3 separate regions of the Mus musculus genome follow, and all the other regions are linked to region 3. The links are chromatin loops, found by intact Hi-C in ENCODE. Cell type or tissue: gastrocnemius. All regions are shown on one strand.

Region 1 (8,000 bases), 160 kb after region 3:
AGCCAGGAAGTGGCCCTTCATTAAACACTGAAGCTACTGCCACCTTGACCCCAGACTCCCTCCCTGACGCAGGACTGTGAGCAGAGCTCTGTTGCTTGCATCACTCCATCAGTGTTGCTTACTAGATCATCCTAAGCCACCTGAAGAAGTTGGTACCTAGAATGGGTGCCGCTGTAGCACTTTAGAGATACACAGTCTGTTCTTTAGCAGGAGAGATTTTTATGCAAGAGATTGTCTGGTTTCTCCTGATTACTACTAATAATATATAAAAAGAAAGATTAAAGGGGGAACTGTTACTTTAAAAAGAACTTAAGATTTAAGAGACTTTTCACTTTCTACACATTGCAAATAATAACGTGTATTTGGAGAGACACTTTGAGATTTACGTTTGGGAGTGATTAGTGTGGGTGTGGAGTAGGGGCCTGATAAGTTCCCTCTGTCAGGAGCAGTGCATTTGACTTGAGGGCGCACAGGGGGATCAGGGTAAGGGAGACTGTTAGACTTTTATAAGACAGGACATTTTAAGCTGGCTGTAAACTCAGAAGAGCTGTCCCTGAGGGTGATTGTTTCATCAGGGGCTGAGCCGTGCATGGGCTGATGATGCTTAGAGCACACCACTACAGGACACACTGCAGTTCAGTGTGGACTAAGACTCTGGGGACTTGGGAGATGGGATTTACGTGAGACAGAGGTGAAATAGTAATGGACCTATTGTTAGTCTCTCTGATTAGGTTGAAACCTAGCCCTTGGTATAATGCTACTTAGAGATAAGGCCATTTAAGAGGCTATTAGGCTTAATAAATTCCTGAGATTAGGGTCTTTGAGATACAATTGTCTTTACATGATTAGATACAGAGGCCAGGAAGCTGGCTCTGTGTATAAAAAGAACTTGTTTCCACAAGCCTGACGACCTCATTTCAGATCCCTGGAACCACTATACAAAGAACCGTTGCCTATCTCTGTGTTTGAAGCACTTTTACAGTAAGATGGAAGTGGATGCAGGAGAATTTCCTAAATCTCAAAGGTCAGCTAACCTAGAGTATGTGGCAAAGCAGAAACAAGAGAGACCCTGACTTAAAAGAAAGTAGAAGGCAAGAACCAACTTCTAAAGGTTGTCCTCTGATCTCTACATCTACATGCACACACCTGCACACTTGCATTCACACTTGAGCACACACACACACACACACACACACACACACACACACGGGCACACACGGGCACACACACACGGGCACACGGGCACACACTCATGAACACTCTACTAGACAGCACATTTGCTGATACCTTGATATCAGAGCCTCTAGAGCAAACTGTGAAAAACAATTGTGGTGGTTTTGCTATTGTTGTTTTGTCTTGAATTTAAGCCTCTCAGTCTGTGATATTTTATTATAGCTGTCTAGAGCAGGCCAACGTAAGTTGCCTTGGACTCTAAGCCAGGATGTCAGTAAAATTTAAATGAAGTATCTATTTTCTTTGTCACATAATGGTTAGGACATTAGATGGTTAGGATGAACGGTAAATTTACACAGAAGTTGGTGTTTGGGATAATGAGTTATTAAACCTCTCTTCTGTTTTCAGATGTTCAGCCTGTCGCCTATGAGGAGCCCAAACACTGGTGTTCGATTGTCTACTATGAATTAAACAATCGTGTTGGGGAAGCTTTTCATGCATCTTCTACTAGTGTGTTAGTAGATGGATTTACAGATCCTTCAAATAACAAAAGTAGATTCTGCCTGGGATTGTTGTCAAATGTTAATCGTAATTCAACTATTGAAAACACTAGGCGGCATATTGGAAAAGGTAATCTTGTCGTTTCTTTTCATTCGGTTGAATTAAATCATGTTTTTGTACCGGCTGGATACAATTCATTGAACCATCCAAAAAGTCTTAAGGCATGGCATTTACCTCAAGTTGCAAATATTAAAGAATGTGATTAAATAAAGATACAACTAGTCTTCTCTTTTTTATCCTGCTTAAGTTTTGTTTCTAGTACTAAAGATCTGGAATCCTATTGTTCATTTGTTCTTGAGTATTTACCCTAACAATTAGGACAAATTAAGTTAGGGCCTAATTGGAATATAAGGGATAGAAATTTACCTTGTTCACAGCAGTATCCACAGTAACTAATACATTGCATGCCTCGTTCTCTGTCTGTCTGTCTGTCTGTCTTTCTTTTACTCTCTGAATGTATATATATGTATGTATATATGTGTACATATGTGTGTATATATGTATGTATATGTATATAAAATCTTGGAAAAATATGTGCATGTTAAAGAGGGATTAGAAATGTAAAAAGTATTGCACTTGGAGTGTTTGCTCCTGTAAGATTAGCACAGTATGGAGGCAGTGGAGTTTGGGGTGGAAAATAGAGTATGGATATCCAGAGACCTCATACGTCAGAGTTTCCTTATAAACCAACATGGATCTTGGTTGGTAGCACTCTGCATACTTCATGGGATGCAGTGTCACACCTCAGAGGGTCCGCCTCTGTAGGGTGTGCTGCATGTCCCAGGAGCTGGAGCGGCTTGGCTTGTGTAGCCTGCTGTTCTGTGCTCCTTTGATTTACATCTTAGTGGGAGTTAGCAGCAATGGCAGACAACAATAATTGTGGTAGGTTTTCTTATGGATGAGATTCAGAAAGATAATCTGAAGCCAGGTGCAGTGGCTTACACATGCAATCCCAGCACCAGGGAGGCTAAGGCAAGTAGGTCCCAAGTTCAAGGCCAGCCTGGGCTACATAGCAAGACATTCGTAATTCAAACAAACAAATAAAAACACCCCAAACAAACAACAAAACAATGTGAACAGTTTTTATTGATTTTGTTGTCAACTTGTCCAAACCTTTTTTGTGAACTGTGTCTCCTGTATATGTTTCTCTGTCAATTCCCCTACAGTGAGATCATTTAAGGGACATCTCTTTGGATCAGTTTTCAATTACTTACCAGTGTTCCCACTCCAGAATCCATTTCTGTTTACTCAGAAGCAAGCCACATTTTTTTAATACCATATGCTGACACAATTCTGTGACTTCTGTTTGAACAGAGATTTACATTTATGGAGATCCTGCTAAAGTAGGCATTTTGTGTGAACACAGACAATAATGGAAACATGTCCATTGAGGGCAGTCAGTGTTCTCTCTTATCTAGAATATGGCGGTTGGCAGCATGCTGACTGAGTGAAGCAAGACTGTGTGCTTCTGAGCAATAGACTGTGACACCCGTTTCCTTTATAAAAAAAAAACAAGCAAGCAAACACAAAAACAGCAAATCCTCCTATCCCCAGAAGCACACAAATGTATTCTATAGAAGTGTATGTAGCTGTCTGAGTTACGGTTCTATATCTGTCAACAGACGCCATGACCAAGGCGGCTCTTACAAGGACAGCATTTTATTGGGACTGACTTACAGGTTCAGAGGTTCAGTCCATTATCATCAAAGTGGGAGCATGGTAGAGTCCAAGCAGACATGGGGCTGGAAGAGCTGAGAGTTCTTTATCTCCATCCAGAGGACGCCTGTCCTCAGGCAGTGGGTCTCAAAGCCACTCCCACAATGACACATTTCCTCCAACAAGGCCACATCTAATAGTGCCGCTCCCTGAGCCAAGCATATTCAAACCACCACTGTAACTCAATATGTGCTGCATTTAAAGGATATACACCAAATTTGTAGCACTGTCTACCTGTGGGGAAGAAAATCTTGAGGTACTTCTTAGATATATTGGAAAAGCATTTTCTGAGTCAGCTTCTTAGTAATAAAGCTTAAATTTTACTATCAGAACTGGTTTCTCATAAATATATTTCTAGAAAATTTTAAAAAGTTATATTATTTTGTGTGTATAGGTATTTTGCCTACAGGTATGTCTGAGTGTTGCATGCATACAGTGCCTTTAGAGGCCAGAAGCGGGCCATCTCCTGGGACTGGAGTGAGATGGTTGTGAGCCTCCATGTGAGTGCTGGCAATCCAGTATGGGTCCTCTTCAAGAGCAGCCAGTGCTCTTAACTTTTGAGCCATTGCTCCACTTTCATTTACAAACAAACAAACAAACCCAGAAGTAAAGAGAGAAGGCTTTTAAAAGCAAAGGAAGATGAGCCTGCTATCTTAAAATTTTCTGTAATCTGGCATCACATATGTGTGTCTGGGTTTCTGTGGGTAATGATTAAAATGCTGTGGTCTTCTTTGTTAGCAAACAGGGTGGAAAACATCACTAACATTTATGATGACTTTTTGGAAAGTATTCATAAAAAGAAATGTTAAAGAGCACCTTTTCCTTTCTAGAGAAACAAACGGTGATGAGAAAAGGGAACACAAACTCCGGGGTCAGGCAGTTTACAAACCTGCCAACTCCAGCCCGAGGCTTGGCCTCTTGAGGCTCTCGTAGAGTTGTGGAGATAATTTCTGGCTGCTGAAGGCCATCTAGTGGTGGTTGTAATCTGAGCATTACTGGAGTTTGCTGTGCATCCTGGGTGCTTTGGTGGTGTCTCACAACCATTTGCTAAGCCATCTCTCTTGTTGCCTGTCTCTTTAAGGTGTTCATCTATACTACGTTGGTGGGGAGGTGTACGCTGAGTGTCTTAGTGACAGCAGCATCTTTGTTCAGAGTAGGAACTGCAACTTTCACCATGGCTTCCATCCCACCACCGTCTGTAAGATCCCCAGCAGCTGCAGCCTCAAGATTTTTAACAATCAGGAGTTTGCTCAGCTTCTGGCTCAGTCAGTCAACCATGGATTCGAGGCTGTGTATGAGCTCACCAAGATGTGTACCATTCGAATGAGCTTTGTCAAGGTGAGTAGCTACGGTGTATAATGTGACTTCAGTCATTGTAAGTGTGCATGCATTATAAGGAATTATTAAATGAAGTTAAGCAGTGTTTTTGACTCAATTTCATACATTTGAGTGAACTTTTTGAATTTATCCCTTTAACCATATGATTCATTTTGTAATCTACACATAAGATCCAAGATTAATTTCAATAATGGGTAGAGGTTTGATTTACAAAGTATTTCATCTAATAGACTAAGTTATTAGAAAGTATTTAACATTAACATTGCATTTTGACTGGCTCCAGTCCCACTGCAGTAATAGGGACATTTATAGTGCTTTATCACTTGTGTCTCAGGCCTGTGGCAAAGGACTTATAAGGCCTGTCACTCTCATGGCCTGAGCTCACTGACCATTATAAAGATTGTGTCTCATTAACAAAATGTTGAGAGACTCAGAGTGGTGAGTTTCAGCAGTTGGAAGTGCACCCTCCTGGGTCAGGAAGAGCAGAAGTAGGCTTGTGTTTTGTTTTGTTTTGTTTTGTTTTGTTTTGTTTTGTTTTGTTTTGTTTTGTTTTTTTATTTTGGCATGTAAGCCCAGTCCACACTTTCCTTGCTGTTTATCAGAGGTCTGAATTTACTTTCTCTCCCCCTTTTGAAGTGTGATTTTTTTTTAATTGTCCAGTTCCCCTGCTGCCCCATTTCTCTTTCCTCCATCCCCCTAGTTTCCCTGGAGCAGAGCTACTATAATCAGTGGGACAGAAAACTTGATAAATCAGGAAAATGAAAGTAGAACCAAAACCGCCCCACATTTTTCAGTTTTTATCCGAAGCTTACTTTATCTGGTTAATTTCTCACCTTTAGGGATAAGGGCTTGATGTGATTCTGGCATACAGTGAACTACATGATATGGGTCGGTCAGTGTCCATACTCTCTCATCAGATACAAACACGCAGGGACAGGAGCCCCCCAAGTCTGCCCCATGAGGGCGTGGGCTTTATTTACTCAGTGAGAATATGTATCACAGCACGGCATGATTTAGCTGTGAAGGATCATAGTCTGGAGTTTTTGTAACAGTTAAACATGTTCTTAGTCCTATGGGTCTGTGTCTGAGAAATTCTGTTATTTGTTGAAGAGTTGAATACTGCAGATGTGTCTTTTAATACCATATGTGAGTGCTTACTGGTTTTCTGTAGTTTAAGTAAGTCTTATGTGTTTCTGCAGTTAAGCTTTTTATTGTTAAAGTTAGTGTGGACTGTTGACTGTTCAAGAGCGATTTGCTTTGCTGCCTGTTCATTTCCAGGGCTGGGGAGCAGAGTACCACCGACAGGACGTCACCAGTACTCCCTGCTGGATTGAGATTCACCTCCACGGGCCTCTGCAGTGGCTGGATAAAGTCCTTACTCAGATGGGCTCTCCGCTGAACCCCATTTCTTCTGTTTCATAGTGCAGAAGTATTCTTTCAACTATATTTTTAGTGGACTTGTTTTAATTTTAGAGGAATTTCCAGTACAGATGCTGTGAGCTGACATGGAAAACAGATATTATTTTTTCTACGTAATTGTGACCAACACATTTGTATTTTATGATGATATTACATTTGTTTGTATTCGTGTTCATTGTGATTAACTTTCAAAAGTATTGTAAACGATGTAGAGTATTTTGCCCCTGTTGAAATGTTTAGCATTGATCTTAAACTGGAACGTACTTTTTCTTATTGTCCCAACGTTTTTTAATTTGTTAAATTTTTTTTACAAAGTAGTTCATCACATAATGAAATTTTATCCTATAAGAGAACATATATTGTGGAAAGCAGTAGATGATATTTCTCTGGGAATTTCTTTGCCTTACCACCTTTGAAAAAGCATACATTGTTTGCAAAACCTCAAAGTAGGGCTTGCTTAAAGGAAACTGTTGAATCTTGTTTGAAGGACACTGCAGTCCTAACGTGTTCAGTGAAAGCAAGGTGGTAGATTTCTGGACGTCATACATTTACATTTAATATAGGTAATATTCATCAGTGTAATGTGACTTCATGCCATATATATTTTGTAAAACAATTCCTTTTTAAAAACTTCAAGTATTTCTCATTTACTCAAATTTGTTGTAAGTCCTACTTAACAGTTAGTTACTATGTGCTCTGTGGCCTTGTTCAGCATTGTTTGCTGCTTTGGGCCAACAATTCAAGAACTCTAATTTTCCTGTGCATTAATCTTTTCATTTTGCACTTTTATGGGTGACTGTCTTAGTGTAGCCTCTGGTAAAATACTATTAGGTGGCCTGGTTTTAGAGCTCCTCCTCGCTGCCTTGGCACTCCTTTGTGCAACACGACCACTTAGAGATGACAGCTGTGAGCTGTGCTGCTTTTTCTAGCCTTTAATTTCCAATGTAGTTTATAATGTTGTTCTTCTATAGCTCCAGCTAAGGTGCCTGTTAGTCCCCTACAATGTTATGAGCATTATTGACATTGAAAGGTTATGTATGTATGAATACCTTTGCTCCTTACCAGACTTGTCATACAAGGACTCGTGCAGTGTAGCCAGTAGAGGCTCTTTGGTTGGCCCAAGAATGAGGCTGTTGGTGTAAGTGAATCACAATAGGGATTGGGATAGTTCATGTCATATGTCATATAGCAAGACAATGTAGAGTGTAGGCTTGTCTCTCTGCATCAACGCTCTGCCTCTTTCTTTTTATCCTTTTAGAACCTACATGGACGCTAATCTCCACAACACTGTTGGATGTGAACACTCTTAAGACACTCATCTAGTTCACTGTGCCTTGTCCTTAGGACTCTTAACCACTTTCTAGGGAGCAGTTATGGCCTGAGATGGACAGTCATGGCCTGAGAATGAAGACACTACTTTGATAAAGAAAAAGGCCTCATTTGCCTATCAGAGTGAGAAAGGTTTTTTTCTGGTGCCTTTTGAAAATATACAGAGCCACTTGGTTCTTCTGCTGAAAATGTAATTTTGGTTTGACTTTTTAGAGTGCCCTTCCTGCCTTTATGAGGAAAACAGCTATTTTTTTTTTTGGGGGGGGGGATTCCTTTTGTTTTCTGTGCCATTATTTATTGCCTTTCAGAGTGCAACCATTGGGTGGCTTTGCTCCTTCAGAGAGGGCTCCTTGATAGCCTTCAGTAGCTTGAGCTGTAGACATAAGTATTCCATAGCAAGAGTGTGTCAGCTCCATGAGAGAGATGTCTGCTTTATAGCCGAGGCAGAAACCGTTCATGTTCCT
Region 2 (8,000 bases), 180 kb after region 3:
CCTTTTTGGAGGTGGGGTGGGGGTGGGGGTGGGAGTGGGGAGGCTGATTTATGAGCAGCCATAGGCCATCAGGTAGAACATTTAATTAAGGGGGTGAGCTGGTTTGTTTGTTTGTTTATGGTCAATTTGACCATATGCAAGAGTCATCTGGGAATCTCAAACTGAGAAAATTTACCATGGGAACGTCTGTAGGGTATTTTCTTGAGCAATGGTTTTGTGGGAGGTGTCTGTGCCATCCCTGAGGAGGTGATCCAGGGTCGCATAGCATGAGAACGCAGGCCATGGGAGGCAAGCCAGTGAGAAGAGTTCCTCAGTGGCTCTTTTTTTTTTTTTTTTTTTTTTTTTTTTTGGTTTTTCGAGACAGGGTTCCTCTGTGTAGCCCCGGCTGTCTTGGAACTCACTCTGTAGACCAGGCTGGCCTCGAACTCAGAAATCCGCCTGCCTCTGCCTCCTGAGTGCTGGGATTAAAGGCGTGCGCCACCACGCCCGGCTCCTCGGTGGCTCTTGCTCCCCTTCCTGCCTGCAGGCTGAGCTCCTGCCCTGATGTCCCTCAGTGAAGAACTGCGACCAGGAAGGAAGCTTCTCTAAGCTGCTCTTGCTCAGACCCTCACACCTGCCACATCCCCATTTCTTTCCCCCCCTGCCCTGCCCCCAGGTGTTGCCAGTTTGCATAGAACCCCAGTGACTGGCTGCCCATTGCTCAGACGGAATTCACCTGGGCAAAATGGCCTGAAGATGAGTTGTTCATACTGTGGGGACTCAGGCTTCCGCGGGAGTTGGTCACTTGCTCAGCAACCCTTGCCTGCTCCACTCTCCCATAAAGAGTCAAGAAGAGAACGTGAGCTGGTCATGGGCGACTCAGATGGAGAGGCCTGGGAAAGGCTTGGTAACTAGAACTTTCTAGTGGGCAGTCCGAGGGACTGGGGATGGTGTGTGTGGTGTGTGTGTGTTTGTGTGTGGAGGGGGGGGGGGGAGTAGCAAGTCCTTGTCTCATGCAGGAGGCAAACAGCAGCTGCCACACTCCTCAGCAGGCAGTCTCTCTCTCACTCCTCACCCTAGTGTCAATTTTGTTACCTCACCGATTGTGGGAGAGCTTGACACAACCAGTCAAGTGCATGTCTATGCCTCCCCCCCCCCATATGTAGTGAGTACCCAGGGAAAACCTAGGATGTCTGTTGAACGAGCCAATGGAAGGAGAAGTTAGCCAGTCCTTTCTCCCCACTGCACACTGGGCTTGCAAAGACAGTACCCCAGTGACTGGCTGCCCATTGCTCAGACGGAATTCACCTGGGCAAAATGGCCTGAAGATGAGTTGTTCATACTGTGGGGACTCAGTATGAACAGTGGCCAAGGTGTGCCTGGCCAGAGGCCATCCTCACAAACCCCTTCTTGGTGCTGCAGACGCACCCTGGGCACTCCCATTCGGACTTGAAACTGTGGTCCCAAGCACAGTGATGAACTACCATTCACTGAAGAGCTCCAAGGGCTTTTGCGCTTCCCTGTGGGGGACTCTGCAGAGCCTCCCTGGGCCAGGAGGGGGCGCTGTTGAAGTTAGGGCAAAGGCAAACTCAGCGCTGCCCACACCCGCTCAGTTGCCAACCTTGACAGCCTTGGTCCTGGCAATCAATCCTTGTGCTTAAAGAACACAGGTCTCTGGGCCTCCATGTTTGGCTCCCGTTTAGACCAACAACTCCCTTATCTGATGGGAAAGCTGGCTTGGAGAGGTGCCAAATTTTATCCTTGTTAGCACAGGACACCGTCACATAACCAATGCAGGGCCACAGTTGCAGGGGCAGGAGTCACTTTCTCTGTAGGCCTGACCTATTTCTCACAGCATGTGAACAGAGGTGGGACTTTACAGACATGCCAAACCAGAACAGGTCTTACTGGCACCATAGCCACACAGTGGTCCTCGTGGGGTAGGGCCGGGATGGAGGAGTAGTTCTGGGTCCTTGTGCGACTTGATTGAAAGGCTTGGCTGGCTCGGTTTGGGGCCTGGCCTGGAATTCCCTCCTGAGCTCTGGATGGGAAGTGGTGAGGCATTTTACACGCTTGAGCTGGGCACCAGCCTGGCTAGATGAGAGCCCAGGTAGTGGGTTCCCTGCAGCTGTGTGGGCAGCTCAGGTGGGAAGGGGCATCCTGGGACGGACAATGCTTTTGGATTGTATAGGGAGGCTTGATAGCGGATAGACTTCCCTACTCAGGAAACAGGTTGTGTTTCTAGGTCAAGGCTGTGGAACATGGGTCTGTGAAGAGGGCTTGGTGCAAAGGGAGGGTCCCTGCAGCACCACAGGCTCATGGCGGGGACAAAGGTCATCTCTGATCCTGAGGTCCCTGATGCCACTCACTCCTCCCACATGGCACTGAAGGATGCTGACGTCGTCTGAGTTTTCCCTCATGGCAGACTGTTTCTGTTCATGGCCCTATCCCAAATGGAGCAGGCTTGAGCTTTAGGGTTCATCTCCCGCACTGCAGCCCATGATGACACTGCCATTCCTGTATGTACCCCAGGCAAGAGATAAAACCCAGGAAGGGGAGTCACTTGTCAAGGTCACCCTGATGTGTTTGTACTGTAAGGGAGCCTCCAATTCCACCATCTGGGGGTGTCCACGCAGTCTATACAGGAGCACGTTGTCAAGCTGCCTTTCCTTGACAGAGTTGGAGGGGGTACATCTATATTGTCCTTCTGGGGAGCCCTCTGGTATCGATGGGGAAGCCACAGTTGATTTTCTGAAAGATATTCGGAGCCCTGAGGTTGATCACGTTCCCTGAACATCCACGGGCAGGAAATTAAACAAGGCTGGTACTGAGTAAATGCAGAGATGAAGTTTACACAGCTTTTTATACAAGCCAGAGCGACCTTCCATTAAGGGCGCTTTGTGTACTCACACATTTAAGTCTTGAGAAAGATTATAAAAGGGGGCTCTGAGGCCGCCGTTGACAGGCAGGGGCCACAGAACTGTGAACTCACAAAGACCTCTCTCCCATTACGCAGTTGTTAAGTGGCATGCGCGCCTTTCCTGGTGCCTGCCTGCAGAGACCTGGGGGACAGGGGCGGGGGGGGGGGGTAAGGACGCCCTCCTGCTATGTCAGCCACTTGCCGGGCTGTTGAGTGGAAACTTGAGAGATGGGGAGCACTGAGCCCCAGGATTTTGTAAACTTGCTGAAACGGTGCAGTGCTTGGTGAAGCCATTTCTGTTTCTTCTAAATGCTCGGGGAACCATTGTGAAACCGTTTATTGCCAGACAGGTTGGGGGTGACGGTCCGAGATGAAGAGACTTTGCTGTGAGGGAGCGTGGGTGGGCTCAGACCTCCTCTCAGCGAACTCTGGAGATACCCTTCCTGCAGAACAGGTTTTGGTTTGGGAGTAGGTTTTTATTCTTATGTTTTAACTGTTCCTGCCCCAGCTTCTGATTCAACCAGAGACGCATGGATTTGCCAGGACTGAGGACAAAGAGGAGGTACCCGTTCCTGGCATAGTAAACCCCACCTTCTGCGAGACTCCTCCTTCACACTTCCCTGTCCATTCTCCAAGCCTATTGCCTGTTCTCATTTGGAAAATCGGGTCATTTTGGAGTCTAATCTTGGGGCTATTTGTTGTTTATTTCTTAAAATGACCACAACTGGGTCATCACTGGCTACAGTTGCCGAGGTTATCTGTGAAAGGCCTACTAACCATTGGGAGGGGTGGTGGCTTTGTTCTTCTCGGGGTAGCTTCCATGTCAAGCTAACTGCATAGTAACATTGCTTTTTCCGTCTCTTGGTTTCTTTGGGTTGTGCTGAGGAAAAACTAATGTTACCCTGTTGGAGGGGGACCTCTGAGACGCACATGGGAACACCTACGATGAATAGGATATGTAGGTACAAGAAGCCACCCAGCAGTCACAGTACTGGGGTGATTCTGGAAAAGGGGTGGGGGAAGAACTCTATCAGCCAGGCCTGTGAGAGGTTCCCAAGCAAATGCCGCCCCATTGGAGTCTCTTGTGAGGCATGATGTAGGACTTAGTGGTAGTTCTGAGTGTGCTGATTCAACAGGAAGCTATCCTTTTGCTGGGCCGGGGCCGGAGACCCTTTGTAGCGTGTTGAATTCTGGGAGAAGAAATAGGTGGCAGGGGTTCACCCTTCCCCAGAAGCCTTCTCTCTTGGCTCTGGCCCCAGCAGGCAGTTCCTCCCTTCTGAATCTTCCCAGCCTTGGAGCGAACCATAGCTCTTGCCTGTGTCTGGGCTGGGGTGAGCGCCCCCTTGTGGTCAGTGTCTCTACCGTGTTTGTTTTTCAAGCTATGTTTTCACTGTAGCCAAGCTGTCATTGAACCTGTGACAACAGTCCTCTTGCCTCAGCCTCCCAAGTGCTGGGGAAGTTACAGAGTGAGGCCGGGCTGGCTCAGTGTGTCATGTCTGTGGTCAGTAGTTTCAGGCCCACTGGAATTCCAGGCTTCAGGACATCGTTGGGCAGATTACCTCTTCCTCTGGTTTACATTTCTGCTGGGGTTGCTTCCGCCCAGGCCTAGCCTCTGTTGCTGGGAACAGAGCTCTCAGCAGCTTCCTGCCTGTGCTCTTCCGAGGTCCATTCTCAGGTCTAGAATGAAGCCTGGAGTTTGTACACTTTTTGGGGCCCTCTCTGAGAATAAGACTCAGGATTTGGTTTTAAAAGTGAGCATTGACTTAGTACAGAAAACAGAATCAAAGTCAATGTTTAAAAAAAACCTGACAAAGGCTCCGAGTGTGGAAAGAAGATCAAACTTGCCAACGTAGCTTTCAGGCCCATGGTTTGGATGAGAATCACCCCCCCCCCCGCCCCCCAAGGCTCACATAGGCAATATTAGGAGGTGTGTTCTTCTTGGAGTAGGTATGGCCTTGTTGGAAGAAGTATGTCCCTTGGGGGCAAGTTTTGAGGTTTTAAACACTCAAAGCAGGCCAGTGTGGCTCAGTCTGTCTTCCTGTTCCCTGATGATACAGTTGTAGAACTCTCAGCAACCTCTCCAGCACCACGTCTGTCTGTGTGCCCCCGTGTTTCTAGAGGTGATAGTAACGGACTAAACCTCTGGACTGCAAAGCAGTCCCCAATTAAATATTTTTCCTTTATAAGAGTTGCTTTGGTCATAGTGTCTCTTCACATCAATAGGAACTCTAAGAGGAAAGACCTGCAGGGACAGTTCTTTAGTCTACATAGGCAGCCTGATGAAGAGGTACTGGGATGGCCCCTGTGACCTACAGTCAGCCCTGTGGCTGGAGCAGCATTCATCAGGAGGCTGAGGGACTCACTACCAGTCCATACCACAGTTGGGCCACCTGTGGGGATTGGTGTTGCTCCAGGCCATGGGAGAACAGGCTGGAGCTTTGGGCTACCAGCTCTTCTCAGGGATCAGTCCTGGTGAGGCAGAGACAGGGGCCCATTTGCCTCATACCACTCCCAGAAGACAAGGCCAAACCTCTGAGCCCAGGCTTTTTGAGGAGGCTCTTCAGTAGGAGCTCCTGGTAGCTGGCCTGGCCCGCACAGAGCCCGAGTCCATGGACACCAACCAGTCTGGAATTACTTGGTCAGCCTCTGAGAGTGTCCACTTTTGACACCAGCCCCTCTCCATCCATCCAACACAGAGTTGGCAAAAAGAGGGAGAGAGCCCATTTGCAGGAGGGTATTCATTTCAGATGGGAAACTATGACTTTCCCAGCAACTTGGTTTGTCTCCCCATAAAACTACAGTCAGCCCTCCCTGTCTGCATGGGCAGGTTCAACTGGCTGGGGGAGAAAATATTCAGGAAAACAGAATGTGTTAACCAGTTTGCCTTTTTTTTTTCTTTTCTGTTGTTGCTTTGTGAACAATGCAGGATAATAGCTAGTTAGGAAGCATTGACATTGAATTAGGATTATAAATAAACTACAGGATAGTGTGCTGCAAATCACATGCAAATAATGTTCCGTTTTATACAAGGACTTGGGTATTCAAGAATGTGGGTATCTGAGACGTCTTGGAGCTTGTCCCCCCTGGGATGGCGAGGGTGACTGGATGAGGATTTATTCTCTTGTTTTATAAGTGGCCAGTGACCCACTGCTCCAGCCAACCCTTTCCTGGCACCTTAGTCTGAGAAGGCCAGCTCTTACTCGCCCCCCCCCCTTTTTAAAATTTCCCCTCTGCCATGGGGACAGTACTGTCCTTTCCCAAGGAAAGCTGCAGGTCATAGTGAGCTGCTCTGGGGATTGTAGCTATGGGTAGGGGCAGAAAAAGGTCCCCTGACCAGGCAACCATGCAGGAGACCTGAGGAGTGCTTTTCCTGTTAGCCTTGGCAGGGAGGGAGAGAGGGACACGCAGGCCCATGGCCTGACTCGTGACGGAGTGTGGAGACGTTGGAGTGAGAAGCTGTCCTTTAAGTGGCATTTCAAATCTAAATCTGAAGCTCCATCAGCAGTGCCATTTTGTGATGAGGGCATCTTGTCCTCTCAGCTTCCAGCGAGGACACTCAGGCATCTCCGTCCTGGGGGCTCTTCCCTGGGAGTCAGCTTTGATTCCCTGTATCCCCGCTCTGCTGGGGAAAGAACTTCTCCCACTCCTGTCCAGAGAAGGATGGGTAGCCTTGTCTGGGGCGTGGAAGATGTGGGTGGCGTCACCCAGTTAGAGAGGGGGCTGCTTCTTGGGAAAAGCCTTTCGGATCACACTCCTTGTAGATGGTGCCGAGTTTCAGTGGGGAGCTGTGGCATCCAAGAAGATACCCGAGCAAGTGAAGGGCATTCAAGACATGCCAAGCCATCATCCAGCCTGAGTCTCTTGTTCCTGATCACCCACTCTGGCGAGAATAGCGGTGTTCTGCAGGTCTTCTGAGCAACCCAAAGGGCCGGGGCAGTATTCATCAGCTTGGTCTCAGTGTCTCCTCCCGGGACCTCTTCTGATTCACATCACAATCACTTGTGCTTTTAAAAGCTAATGGTCTCTGTCTTAGTTTGCTTTCTGTGGCTGTGATTAACACTGACCCAAAACAGGAAAGGGTTTATTTGGCTTGTGGATTATGATTCATTGAGGGAAACTAAAACAGGGACTGAAGCAGGGGCTGTGGAGGGGTCCTGCTTACTGGCTGGCTCCCCATGGCTTACTCAGCCTGCTTTATTAAACAGCTCAGGCCAACCTGCCAAGGTGTGACACCACTCAGAGTGGGCTGAGCCTGCCCACATCAATCATTAATCAAGAAAATACCCCAAAGACAAGCTCACAGGTCAATCTTATGGAGGCAGCTCTTTAACTAGGTTCCTTCTTTCCGGGGGGCTCTGATTTCCTAGTCCTCAAGATTCAAACCTAGTATTTGGAGCTATAGATGTGATGTGATGTGATGTGACGTGACGTGACGTGACGTGATGTGATGTGATGTGTGTGTTATGGGAGTACAGGGCATGCGCATTTGCTTACACCCAAGATTCTTCCAAAAGGCAGTCAGACTGCTCAAAGTCAACTGTGAGAGGGAAGGGGCAACATTGTAACACTCAGGGACAAGATCAAATGTTAGCTTTTGTGTTTCAACTGTCTAGGGGAGGTTCACAGCATCCAGAGCAAGGAAGGGCAGGGGTCTAGCTAGCAGCCCTTCTCTTTGGTGTCTTGCTTCAACCCTGCCTTTTTGCATGTTACTTTTTATCTTGTGCACAATGCTTTTGGGACAGCCTTGAATGACAGCAAAAATGTCCATCCCTGAAGTTAGGAACTATCCCCCAGGTCCCGGGGATCCTACATAGAAAGAAGATAGGGTTGGTCTGTGAGGGGGCAGAGAGTTCTCTGACTTAGAAAGGAGAACACACACACACACACACACACACCCAGAGAGAGAGAGAGAGAGAGAGAGAGAGAGAGAGAGAGAGAGAGAGAGAGAGAGAGAGAGAGAGAGAGAGAATGTTTTCTAGACAGATCTGTAAGGGTGCAGAAGTCCTCAGAATATGGCTGGCGCCCTGCCCCCGCCCCTCCAGGTGTGAGGGATTGGGATCATTCTGTATATTTACCTGAGTACGCAGAGGCTTTAGTTGCA
Region 3 (8,000 bases):
TGTGCTATGAGACAAGGAGACTAGAGAAAGTCGGGGACTGGGCAAGGCAGTGAGTGGGACGTGGCATCGATAACTCTGGCCCAGCAGTGGAGTTGAGAGTAGTGTGAGCAGCTGGAGCAGCTCTTGTCTTTTTCCAGTCATACTCCCGTGAACCTTGTTGGTGACAGTCAAGCAAGGAGTGTTCGGATGGGGAAAGAGAAGCCACCATCCTCTGTAGTCAGCCAAACACACAGGGAAAGTGTCAGGGGTCAAGTGGCCCACAGTGACACGAGGCACAGGGGTGTGAGGAAACTGAAGGCTGAGCAGCGGTCCCCCTGGGTGTAACTCCTGTGAGGTCACAGTGAGTGTTGGCTCCTGGTGCCTATTATCAAGGGTTAGGGAAAGTTGTCTCCTTCCTTCTTTCTTGCCTCCTTGTCCCCTGGCTTCTGTTAGCTCAACTGACAGCTTTACCACATCCATTTCTTTGCCCAGAGGGTTCCCCCATGAGCTCAGAATGCCACTTCCCAAACATGTCCTAAGACAAAGACAAATCTCGTGTCCCAGCTCTCCATTCCCTCCCAAGACAGGGCCCCTCCCTCTTGATCTTACTTTCAAGCAAGGTTTTTCTCTGGGTTTCCTATCCCATGTTGGGAACAAATGACATGCTAATATGTTCAACTGATCCCATATGTGGTAGCTTTGGAAGGAGGTGCCAGACTGTGTGAGGGAAGTTATGGGGCAGTGGAGAGCATCCAGTATCCATGGCAATGTCATCCTGTTTAGCAAACACACTAAGAGAGTTGATGCTCAGGCAATCGAATGTAGCATAGAGGTAGACTGAGACAGGTCCAAGTTCAGAGCCAGGATTTTCCACTGGGGCATGGTGAGATGAAAATGGCCTTTATATACGTTGTGCCCTGAACATCATTGTACTCGTGAAGTAGGCTTTCCCAGACCATGCCTATGTATGCAACTGTCTCGTGTTTTCAGGAAGTAGCCACAACTCAGGATAATATCAAATTTCAGTTAGAAAATAGTCTCCATGTCTTTTCCCTGCAGTAAGTTGGAACATGCCTAATTCACCAAATATTTCATCTTTATTATTGTTTTATGGGGGGGGTATGTAAGTCCTTTAAGACAGAAACATTTATAAGGAAAATAAAGCCTTCTGTGTAAACCAGAAATACTTAGATAATGTGATCAGTGCTGATGAGAAGCTAAGTCCTTGGGCATGTCTCCCTGGTGATGTGGTGCCCATGGTATTCATCAAAACCCCCAGTGTCCAGCATCGTGCATCCTCTGCACGCTGCGGCTCAGGAGGAATTACCTGAAGTTTATGTCTCTTGAGCAAACTTGGCCCAGGAGAAAAGATCAAAAGCCATGGCGTGACGCTGTTCTCTGGTGGAAAATGGAAGGGCTGTGTTAGTCCATTCGGAATGCTTGGATGAAGCACTATAAACCCAGCTGCTTATAAACAACAGCCATTTATTTTTTTGCAGGCTGGAAGCTGGGATTTCCAAGATCAAGGGGCTGGCAGATGTGGCGTCTGGTAAGCAACTAGCTCCCGACTCACAGAGTGGAGCCTTTTCACCAAGACCTCTCATGAGCCTCTCTTCCCATTCATGAGCCTTTCAGATCCACAATCTAACCACCTATCAAAGGACCTATTTCTAATACTGTCCTGCCGGGTGGGAGTGGGGTATACCTTCAGACCTCAGCAACTTGCTCTCAGGATAGTAAAATCTACACATTTTAATTTTTACACGTATAAGAAATATCTAAAGAAATTAGAGGGTGACCTATTTTCTTGAGGACTTGAATGTTGAGTTGCTCCCAAGTTATCCACCCGAGTTTGTGTACTGCAAAGCTCTGAGGACATCTCAGGGCTTCTAAGTACAGTGAGTGACCAGTCTGTAAAGATCTGTGTATTATATCAACAAAGGCCATGCTTCCCTGGTTAACTTTATGATGACTTCATAAGGGAGGGGGAGGGTTTTTCCTGGTAGTCTGTGTTAGATCTTCAGTAAGAACATTTCTGTTTGAAATGCTATAAAAATGTAAAAGTTGTGTATCATCAAATTGCCCCGAAGGCTTGTGATGTCCAGGGTTATCCTCACACCAGCCATCCCCAGTTCAGCTGGACTGCTCACCAAAGCCAGTCACATCTGGGCTGGTTGACCATGGATGTTTCTTAGAACAAGGCAGGTAAGGGCAGGGGATTTTTTCCTGAAAATCCTACCAACCACTTGCATGCCGTTCTTGCCCCAACTGCTTGTGGCCTCAGGATCTCTGAGATATAAGTAGGGAGATATAGACTGGAGGAGGGGACTCTAGCTCCACATCATGCATGCTGGGTGCAGACCTTCCAGTGTGACTACTCTGCTGACAGTGGCTCCTCCACTAATCTATAAGTGAACCTAACACTTCCCCAGAGTAAACTTGGATTAAAGGATGCTTTGGTTTGTCCTTGAAACATAGAAGGAAGGTAGATATTGTTTATATCTCCCTGAGGGAAGAAATTTTAGCAATACCATGCCTAATCCATTGCAGTGTGTTCCCAAGTCTATGGTTTGGGTGTGTGTGTGTGTGTGTGTGTGTGTGCGTGTGTGTGTGTGTGTGTGTGTGTGTGTGTGTGTGTGTGTGTGATTCAAACTGCTTTCTGGTTGCCTAGATATATATATATTTGAGTACACAGTGTGCTAGGGAAAACAGGGTGCCTCCCACAGATCACCAAGCAGAGCTCACAAACCAGTCTGTGACAAGCGCTCAGCTGATCTTTGAGATCATGGAGAGCCTGGGAGTGCCCTGTCCAGGTCTGCCTGTAAGAAAAGGCTAAAAGGCCCACTCTCTTTTCGATGATCTTTGGAATTACTAGAACCAGGAAAGCGATTTTTTTAGCTAAGGACACTTTTGTCTTCTTTTCTTGTCTACCGTTCATTCTGCCAGACTGAAAGAGGCTATTTGGGGCTGTCTCATGCAGAAGAACTTGAGGTAGGCTCGTGTGGAGGAACATTAGAGGACACTTTTGTCTTCTTTTCTTGTCTAACATTCATTCTGCCAGACTGAAAGAGGCTATTTGGGGCTGTCTCATGCAGAAGAACTTGAGGTAGGCTCCTGTGGAGGAACATTAGTCGGAGGCTCCTTGCAGACAGGACCAAGACAAGGAAGCTAGTTGGGCCTCCTCTGTACTCTCACTCGGAGGTGGTTGTCCAGCCTTGTTCCTGTTAGCCTGCAGTTCAGTCTCCCAGCCCAAGAGGGCGCTCTTACTCACCAGAGCACCTAGGCTCATCTCAGCAAAGTAAAACAACCTCCCCTTTGTGCGGCCTGAAAACCACATCTCTGGTGTCTGGCTTAGGTCTCCTTCTGATCTGTTTACCCCCAGACCTCTCGTGTCAGGTCTTCATTTGCCAAGTTACAGAGAGAAGAGTCTCCAGTCCATGATTCTGCCGTATTCCACTCGGTCACGTGAAGGGGGCAGATGGGGTGGGGATGCAGGCCGGGGAGCCAGAGGCCACGTGGAGCAGGACATAACTCACTTTATCTCAGCAATGCAGGCATTTGTGTTTGAGAAGAGCGTTCTTCCTCCCTAGGAAAGAACATCTGGAACATTCTTCCAAATGAGGATCAAAACAATGACTTCAGATGAAGCAGCCTCACTGGAGTAAACACAGCCCAGAGGATCCCATGAAGCAGTTCTGCGTGGACTCTGCCAGAAAGCGGACTCTGGGGCTGGGATTTCAGGCCAGCTCAGAGTTACACCCCTGCTCTCTTGAAAAAGGCTCTGAACCCGTGGACACTACTGGGAAGGGCCTTAGAGATGGGCTCAGTTGCCACCCAAGAGCAGAAGGGACCCCATGACAAACAGGGCACCTACAGCCTTCTGCCCTGTGGCCCTAGTCCCTCCTCTCAGAATGCCTGCATATTCGACAGTCAGCCTTGTCCTGGACCAGACAATTCAGCAATCACATTTGTTGACTAAAAATCAGCCTATCTGCAATATAAATATTCCTTTCAAGTAGCCACATTACTCTATCTGTGGAACATGTAGAAGGCCTGCTCTGTGTCACTTTTCTGTTCAAATGCAGTCCTTACAGAATCCCAGCTACTCAACAACATCTGCTCCGAATGTCTCTAGGATTTATGTGGCCACATGGCCAACTCCATGTATAAATGCAGATTCGGAGCGGGTTCTCATCCAGGATACAGTGAAAGCATCTAGGTCTGCCATCCGGTTTGTTTCATGTCTTAGGACATCACACTGTCAACCAGATGCCCATATATCCAAGTTTGTTATTTCGGTCAGTGATGCACGATGGCTTCAGATGTATATGCTCCCAGTAATTAATTCTGAATAGAGTATTTGGCATTAAGTCATCCCATGACTGCTGTGGGCAAGAGAGAAGTAACAGGTTCTATTAATTCCACTTGGCAGCTGGAAACTCTTAGTTACAACAAATCCAAGCAACCAGTGCTCACACAGGTATTGACACACACACACACACACACACACACACACACACACACACACACAAATCACATACACTCTTACACAAACTTATATACATACACACATATTCACATGCACACATGCACACACTAATGCACACATACATGTATATACACACACTCACATACATAAATATACTGTACTGGATGGTTTTGTGTGTCAACTTGACACAAGCTCGAGTTATCACAGAGAAAGGAGCCTCCCTTGAGGAAATGCCTCCATGAGATCCAGCTGTAAGACATTTTCTCTCTCTCTCTCTCTCTCTCTCTCTCTCTCTCCCTTTCTCTTTTAGAGTTTATTCAGAGCATGGGGAGGGGAGTTGAGAGAGTAGTAGAGACAGAGAAAGGGAGAGAGAGAGAGGGAGAGAGACAGAGAGAGACAGAGAGAGAAACACAGAGAGAGACAGAGAGAGATTAAAAGAACAAAGGAGCAGAGGAGTAGAGACCGGTATTGAGCATGTGGAGAGAGAGAGGGGAGGGGAATGGGGAGAGAGGGGGAGAAGGAACAAGAGAGCAAGAGGACATTTTCTCAATTAGTATCAAGGGGGGGGCCCATTGTAGGTGGTGCCATCCCTGGGCTGGTAGTCCTGGGTTCTATAAGAAAGCAAGCTGAGCAAGCCAGGGGAAGCAAGCCAGTAAGCAGCATCCCTCCATGGCCTCTGCATCAGCTCCTGCTTTCTGACCTGCTTGAGTTCCTGTCCTGACTTCCTTTCATGATGAACAGCAATGTGGAAATGTAAGCTGAATAAACCCTTTCCTCCCCAACTTGCTTCTTAGTCATGATGTTTTGTGCAGGAGTACAAATCTTGACTAAGACACATACTAACACATGTATGAAACTCACACATACTTATATACGCACACACACAAAGACTCCTACACACATATATATTTATTCACACAGCACATACACACATTTATTCCTTTTGGTGGATATGTTCATCTCAAACACAGAAACTGTGTTAATAAAATAAGAAAAGTGTCTTTCTGCTCTCTCGGGCCACATCCCCAACCCCCACTCCTCATTCATTAGGATCTCAGTAGAGATGTCACCTAGGAGAGGGAACAGGCAGGTGCGTTTTGTCACTCTCATCAATACTGAATCAGATCTCCTGGTATCTCTGCCCTCCACACACACTACTCCACATATGAGCACACACACACCAGGGCTTGAAAAGGGAGTTTGCCCTTCTGTCTTCAGCCAAGTGAGGGCAGCATTCCTTCCCTTCAGAGGACACAGCATCCATGCACCATAGTGGAAACAGAAGTAGCCCTGCCCCAACAGCTGCCCTGTAGCTGCCTTGACCTGGACTCCCAGCCATCAGGAATTCTGTCATGTGTCACATCACTCACACCCCATCCAAGCCTCGCGGTACTCTCCACTTAAGTTCATTACACAGCGGCCAGGAGGAGAGGGATTGACCTGTTCCCGTTACATCTGCACTGTTTCCCTGCTTGGTAAAGGAGCTGAGGCATGGTATGGCATCCCCCCCCCCCCATCTTACCAGGTCCAGCTTAGTACTCAAGAGAAGGGTATTGCATGGACATAGACTTTTGGTCCCTTCTGGAATTCTGCCGACATGGTTTTTCCTTTGATTCCATTTCTGAATTTGAAAGAGAGAGGTTTGGGGCTGGAGAGAGATGGCTCAGTAGTTAAGAGAACTGGCTCATCTTCAAGAGGTCCTGAGTTCAATTCCCAGCAACCACATGGTGGCTCACAACCAGTTATAACTGTAGACCCAGAGGATCCCATGCTCTCTTCTGGTGTGTAGACATACACGTAGACAGAAAACACATATACATTAAATACATAGATAAATAAATAAATTTTTTTTAAAAAGGAAAGGAGAGAGAGACAGACAGACAGACAGGGGACAGGCTTAGGGCTAGCTGCTCTCAGCTTCTGCTCTGCATTCCCACCTTGGTTGGCTGTCTATCTTCATTTTATGGTATGGACTTGGGGTGTAAACATTATGTCCAGTTATCTCAACCAAACTACATCCTGACAATCACGGGCAAGGTAGACTGGGAATCATGTAGAAAAATGCATGCTGAAGGAACGAACAGGCAGGGGACAGCAGGCAGCTCTGTGTAAGGGGGCAAGGCCTGGAGTTCTCCTTGGAACCATTGTATACATTCTATTCTCCTAAGCAGCAGGTAACTGCACTGCAGTGTATCTACAAGTCTGTTGTGGCCAATGAAATGGGAGTGAGTGCAAAGCCAGTGTGTGTGTGTGTGTGTGTGTGTGTGTGTGTGTGTATGTGTGTGTGCATATGTGTGCCTATTAGTGTGTGTGCATGCATGCATGTGTGTGTGCATGTGAAGCCATGCTTGTGTGTGTATGTGTGTGTGCGTGTGTGTGTCTATGAGTGTGTGTGCATGCAGGTATGTGCATGTATGCCCATGCTTGTGTGTGCATGCATGTGTGTGTCTGTGTGTGCATGTGTGTATATGAGTGTGTGTGCATGCATGTGTGTGAGTGTATGTGAGTGTGCATGCATGTGTGTTAGTCCATGCTTGTGTGTGTGGACGTGTGCATATGTGTGTACATGCATGTGTGTGAGTGTATGTGAGTGTATGTGTGTGCATGTATGTGAGGAGCGGGTGTGGCGGCAGTCCCAAAGGCGCCAGGGACTGCAGCTAAGTCGTATGACTTGCACCTGACTTCCTCATATAAGCCACAAACATCTTGAGAATTGCGCAGGTGTACCAGGATACCGGTAAATCCATTTTGATGGAGATATGCCCCTGCTGCCCTGATTAGCTGAAGCTGCGTACCTGGTGAGGTGGCGTGGCCTACTGTGCGTGGATGGGAACTGAGAGTATATAAGAGTGAGAGGCCCGGGTTAGAGGGAAGATTATTATTCAAGAGAGGATTATTATTATTGGGAGATATAAACAAGGGAGATATAAACAAGGGAGATATAGAGAAAGAAGAAACAGGACTGAATAAATGTGTGCAAAAGGATCCTGTTGCAGCATCGTTCTTCCTGGCCAGTTGGGCACGCGCAAGACATGAATGTGTGGATGTGTGTCTGCATGCATGTGTGTGTGTATGCCTGTGTGTGTGTCCATGCTTGTGTGTGTATAGATGTGTGTCTACATGTGTGCAAGTATGTATCTGTGTGTGTGTGTCTGTGTCTGTGTCTGTGTGTATGTGTTAGCTCATTTCCTTGTCTCTGCCATTACAGCTTGCTTGGTGTGAGAGGCTAGCTGCTCCATCACCCTAGACCACTGAGTAAGGGTAAGACAGACGTAGAGCAAAGCTCTACCCAACCCACCATAGACTGGGACATGAATCAGAAGTCGCCTGTGTTTTTTAGAACCCCTGAGATCTGGAGCTGCTACTGTAGCCTGGCATAAATGATACAAAGAGGGACCTCATCACTGAGCCGTACTGCCACCTTCTCTTTTTCCCTCAGAATGCTCATCCTCACCAGGATAGTAAGAGCCAGCCTTCATGAGACGTGAGTGTGCTGTTGCATAACAATATATTTATTATCCTTCAAGTGGGG

Evidence for each region. Peaks named below come from ENCODE experiments on the same cell type or tissue, not always from the same donor. Only the 100,000 strongest peaks of a DNase experiment are listed, where the experiment ranks them.
Region 1: a loop joins it to region 3, with 4 times the contacts of the local background. A loop is called at or near these places in 8 of 42 quality-filtered maps.
Region 2: it touches region 3 in a loop (3-fold over the local background); 8 of 42 quality-filtered maps call a loop at or near these places.

The regions. Positions count from the first base shown.
Region 1 is chr13:56,731,269-56,739,268 of GRCm38, forward strand. It overlaps Smad5 (SMAD family member 5), which reads left to right. Exons shown (of 7, transcript NM_008541.3): 5 at 1,582-1,803; 6 at 4,532-4,788; 7 at 6,067-8,000. The coding sequence ends at 6,210. Among named protein-coding and RNA genes, the nearest start is that of Gm45623, 19 kb to the right of the region's middle. In gastrocnemius, a CTCF peak has its summit at 4,421 (motif pointing left); a DNase peak (open chromatin) is centred at 4,404.
Region 2 is chr13:56,754,424-56,762,423 of GRCm38, forward strand. Gm52066 (a long non-coding RNA gene) reads right to left here. Exons shown (of 3, transcript XR_003950712.1): 3 at 7,894-8,000. Among named protein-coding and RNA genes, the nearest start is that of Gm45623, 4.6 kb to the left of the region's middle. In gastrocnemius, CTCF peaks have their summits at 1,510 (motif pointing right) and 4,246 (motif pointing left); DNase peaks (open chromatin) are centred at 1,598 and 4,240.
Region 3 is chr13:56,572,563-56,580,562 of GRCm38, forward strand. No RefSeq gene overlaps it. Among named protein-coding and RNA genes, the nearest start is that of Gm32759, 9.1 kb to the right of the region's middle. In gastrocnemius, no CTCF peak of the experiment used is centred here; a DNase peak (open chromatin) is centred at 3,241; H3K4me3 peaks cover 319 bases; H3K27ac peaks cover 1,670 bases.